Regions from separate parts of the Homo sapiens genome. Here region 1 is linked to region 2. A link is an interaction called in ENCODE POLR2A ChIA-PET data of the cell type or tissue named here. Cell type or tissue: HCT116. All regions are shown on one strand.

What was found. ChIA-PET counts read pairs that join two places held together with the same protein. Peaks named below come from ENCODE experiments on the same cell type or tissue, not always from the same donor. Only the 100,000 strongest peaks of a DNase experiment are listed, where the experiment ranks them.
Region 1: POLR2A ChIA-PET joins it to region 2 with 5 read pairs; 16 of 35 experiments call an interaction of 5 or more read pairs at or near these places.

Annotation. Positions count from the first base shown.
Region 1 is chr14:105,071,587-105,074,086 of GRCh38, reverse strand. No RefSeq gene overlaps it. Among named protein-coding and RNA genes, the nearest start is that of GPR132, 7.4 kb to the right of the region's middle. In HCT116, no CTCF peak of the experiment used is centred here; no DNase peak of the experiment used is centred here.
Region 2 is chr14:105,012,008-105,014,507 of GRCh38, reverse strand. All of the region lies in intron 1 of CDCA4 (cell division cycle associated 4), which reads left to right. Among named protein-coding and RNA genes, the nearest start is that of CDCA4, 7.8 kb to the left of the region's middle. In HCT116, a CTCF peak has its summit at 2,132 (motif pointing left); no DNase peak of the experiment used is centred here; H3K27ac peaks cover 608 bases.

The DNA of each region.
Region 1 (2,500 bases), 60 kb before region 2:
GGAGGTGGCTGTGAGTTGGACCCTGGCAGGGAGCAAGACCCAGAGGCTGGTGGAGGAAACAGGTAGAGGAAGGGGAGTTTATTAGGGGGGTGGTGGTGCCGGGGGCGTGGCAGGCTCCGAGGCCCAGCTGGACACAAGGACCCAGATTCGTCTGGCCAGGCCTGGGCAACCCAGCCTCGACCACACTAGGTATGGGCTGCCCAGAAGAGGAGCCACTCTGCCCAGGGTGGGCTGCAGAACCTGATGGGCCAGAGTCCTGTCCTGGGATTGTTCCAGAAATCAAGGCTGTAGCTTGAGACTGGGGGCTTCCCCAGGTCTTCCACCCTGAGGGGAGAGCAGCTGGCCGTGGACACCACCCTCAGGGAGCTGAGAGGCCAGAGGTGGAGAGAGGCTGGGGGCCGGCTCTGCAGCCCCCAGGCCCCCACTGCAGCCCCCAGGCCACCCTTGGCTGCCGGCTTAGGGCCCTTGGCTTGCTCAGCCTATCTTTAGCCACCATGGCCTCGTAGGGTGCCCTGCAGCCCCTTCTTGGCCCAGGCGAGCCCTGGAGCAGTTCTTCACTTGGACAGGTGCATGGTTTACGGTGAGGGATTCAGCTTGCCAGAACCCGCATGCCCCTTGGAAGCCCCTTTTTCTGCCCCCAGCAGCTCCACTCCCACCACCGCACCCACCCCAGCAGCTAGTCTAAAGCTCTCTGTCTCCAGGGATGCTCCCAGCCCCCCTCCAGCAGATGGCCTTTCTGGAAACACCCTTAGGCTGAGCCTCTGTCCACTCCACTGGTGTAACCAACAACAGGGAGCTCCCAAGGACCCCACAAAAAGGCAGACATTGTAAGGGGGAAACTGAGGCCCAAAGTGTCCGGCAGCTTGCCCAGATCCCACGGGCAGGGAGCAGGAGCCGGGATTGGGCTCATTCCTTCAGCTGGCAACCGTCCATTTGTAGGGGCAGAGGCGGCAGGGACATAGCCTCCTGCTTGGAGCTGGGAAGCGGGGGCGGTGAGGGGGACACAGAGGAAGACTACCCAGCTCCACCCAGGCCTGCCTGTGGGGGCACTTCCTGCGGGATGCGGGGACTCTGATGAGACCCAAAGGAGGAATGAGAAATGTGGGCAGAGCTGGAGCCGGCCAGGGATGGGATGATCCCACAGGTGTGAGAGCAAGGGAGTGCCCTGTCCGCACCTCTGCTTTCTGGTGTCCCCACCATACCTTTCTGTTACGTCCCTTCTCTCCTTCTGAGAGGCTGTCCCATCCCAGCTGCACACCATTCTCATTGAAGTGAAAAGGCTGCCTCCCGACCCCAGCTGCCCAGGGCAGTCATCCACACCCTGGCTCTGGGCCATCCGCCCCTCTCGTGGTTCCTACGGTCCGTGTCCTCTGTGGCACCTCAAGTGCCCCCTGCCTGCCCCAGGGACAGCCACTCACTGGGCTCAGAGCCCCCTGACACACACACAGCAGGGGGCTTCGAGAGTCCAGGGATGCCTCCTGGAGTCACGGCTCTGCCAAGCTCCCCAAAGTTGACTTGGTGGGGGAGCTGGCATCCTGACTACATGGCCGTGTTGACAGGACCAGCGAGCAGCCTCCTGGTATCTGCTGTTAATCCTCATGACTGCTCTCAAACCTCTCAACTCTACTGAAGACACAGACACAGTCATGCCCACAGCTCCACAGAGAGTTCCTACCTAAACACCCGTGCAACCAGCACGTGATGAAGACACAGATATCACCAAGAACGGCTTGATGCCTCCTACAGAAGTGTCCATTGCATGTTGGAAGTTCCTGAGCTGAACAGCAAGGTTGTTTGCCATCTTCATCTCCCTAGGCAAGACTGCCCTGGAAGAGCGAGTGATGTGGATGGAGACAGGGAATACTGAGGTCTGCTGACGTCAGTCGATGGCGGCCATGTGGATGGACGGCGGGCATGTGGACGGACGGTCAGACATGTGGACGGACGGGCGGGCGTGTGGACGGGCGGGCGGGCGTGTGGACGGGCAGGCGGGCGTGTGGATGGACGGCGGGAGTGTGGATGGATGGTTTTGGTGGTTGACACCAATCCTGCGTGCAAAGGCTTGATGTGGGTTTTCCCGGGGTTCCCGTGGGGAGAAAATTCCTTCACAATGAACCAAATCCCGCTCCCACTGGGTGTTCCTCCTCCTCCTCCATCTTTTTCTCCTCTTTTGGCTCCTCTTATGACATCATAAGACATATATATTTGGTCTCTGTCCCCCATTACTGACACAGAGCTCCTAATCCCTTAGACTTGCCTAGGTGATGGGAGCATCTTTTGTTCCAATGAGGCAGCTCTTGCTGGGCTCCTGGGTAGCTCCAGGATGGGGGCTGGTCGCCAGCAAGACCAAGCCACGATGAGCAGCTTGACACTTCTGGCCTCACCCGCCATGCTCTGGGGAAGGGAGGGGCTGGAGACCAAGCCTGTGTGATGAAGCCTCCATGAAAAGTCAGAACAATGGGATTTGGAGAGCGTCTGGGTTGGTGCACGCGTGGAGGCT
Region 2 (2,500 bases):
GCGGTGCCCAGCCTGAGGGCTGTGCCTGTGGTGACACTGGCATGCTGCTCTGGGGAAATGGGTGCTGTAGGGGAAATAAGCTAGGGTTAGGGAAGTTTTCCTTTAATTTTAATTTTGAAATAATTGTAGAGCCAGGGGAGGTTGCAGAGCAGTGTTCAGGAGGTCCTATGTGCCCTTCCTCTGCTCCCCAGGGCCGGCATCCTTGTAGGATGCACAGCCAGGCCCCAGGTCCGTGTGATGACACGGCTGCCGCAGGCGCATGTGTGCGTGTCCGGCGCTGTGCAGTCAGGGTAGGGCCACCCCCACAGCCCAGGAGCAGAAGGGCCCTCACCCCCAAGATCTCCCTGCGCAGGTTCCTTTCTAGCCCTGCCACCCCTCAGCTCTGGGTCAGCATGACAATGTGGCATAAATGGGATCCCATAGCAAGCACCCTTCTGAGGTTGGCTTTTCTCCCTCAGCCTAATGCCCCTGTGGAAGGATCCGTCCTGTGTATCAACAGTTCATTTCTTTCTATTGCAGAGTAGGATTTGGTGGCATGAATGGAGCAGAGTGTGTGTCACCGTGCCCAGGTGAAGGGTACATTTTCCTTGTTTCAGATTTGGAGCTACTACAAATAAAGCTGCTGTGCACATTCTGGAACATGTTTTTTGCATGAACATTGGCTTTTTCTCTGGGATAAATGCCCAAGAGGTCACTTAGTTTTTTAAAATTTACATGTGTTAAAGGCACGGGGATGAGATCTGTGACACTGAAGGGAAATTCAGAGAACAGGGGGACCCTTTCTTCTGTTAATTCAAGGGTAGGACCAGCAGGTGGGAGCCTCCAGAGGGGCTCCTGGGAAGGGGTATGTTTGGCAGCCAGTTCTCCCGCACTGCAAAACTTCCCATCCTTGGTCTCCAGACCCCGAGCAGAGACAGCATGTGCCTCCCATACGCCAGCTTTCCAAGAGCACCTGGGTATACCCTGGTCACAGGGAGCCATCAGATTGACTAAGAGAAAAAGAAGTTCCAAAGTTTGCATATTCAAAAGATTGTAACCCTATTTATGCATAACTTGAATTATTTGAAATAATATTTCACTACATTACAAGCATGAGAAGAGAGAAACTTAATCATGCGTGAGATGCTTGTCCTGTCAGACTCTGCCGGCCAGTATGGCCCTGAGCCAGCTGTCATCCTCCCAGCTCCCCGCAGGCGGCACTGGCTCAGAATGGCATCTGTCAAAAGCCAGAGCCCACCCTCCTGTCTGCTCTGCCTTTAGTGCCCCAGAGATGTCCCAATTTAGAATCAGTTAAAAAAAAAAAAAAACAGTTTGCACAGACTTGTACTTCTGAGAGTAGACATGGCCAATGTCCATCTAGTGCATCTGTGCTGTGCGTCTTAGTGGAACCTGCCCAGCAAGGCTGAGCCTTAGGTGCCATCCCGGAGTTGCCCAGGTCTGGGGTAAGATCCAGGAATCTGCATCTTCAACCAACAGCGCCAGTGCTGAGGCATACGCCGAGAAACACTGCCTTGGCCAGCTCTGGGCTGCCACAACACACTGGTGAGGAACCCACCCCCCCTGCCCCGGACACACACATACCCTGCCATGTTTTGGTTCCTTTGAAGAGAAAGGAGTTGAGATGAGAGGGGAGGTGGCCCCTGAGGCCATGGTTGTACGGGCTGGTCAGAGCTCTCGAGTGGAGGGCATTGACCTGAGAGATGTCAAGTAGAAAGCAGCCAGGCAGAGCCTGTGCACCTTGGGAGAAATGAACTGGTGGGGCGGGTGGGGGGAGCCAAGGAATGGGTGTGATCCCTAAGGCAGGCAGCATGGGCGGGTGTGGGAGCAAGGGACTGTCCAGGGCCACATAGGCTCGGCCAGGAGACCCTGTGTCCCTTGGAGAATTGTGCACGAAACACAGACCACTCGCTGCATGGGATGAGCATACAGCCCTGCAGTCCTTCCCCTGCGCGTTCCTGGTGGCACAGCTTTCCAGCCCGGCTGTCTGCGACATATAGAGGCTTTTAGTGAAAGCATTGAGGGGGAAGGCACTAACTCTTCTGAACGCAGAAGTGACTTTGTCCGAGGCAGGATCCTGAGGGAAGTCAGAATGGTACGTGTGTGTGCCCGGCCCTGTCCGGCCCCCGCCCTGCGCCCTCTGCAGGCTGGCACGGTTCACATTAATCTCATGTTACCCCAGGGTCTCTTCTTTTGTACACACCACAGTTAGATTTTTGAAACAGATTTTCAGCCAAGCTCTCGAACACTTACATTTCTCTTATATATTTCTCCTATTTTTAGTTCATTTATCTTTTTTGCTATAAAACACTGTCGTGGTACAGTTGAGAGGTTTGTCGTTTCTAACAACGTGACTGTGCCTGGCTTAGGCAGGATGGCAGCTGATCTGGGGGTGGGGGTCTCCCACTGGGCTCCACGTCTCAGCTCTGTTAGGGAGTTACAGCTCTGTCAAGTCCCTGCCAGTTACGGAGTCGCTGCTCCTTGCGTACAGTGAGGGCAGTCA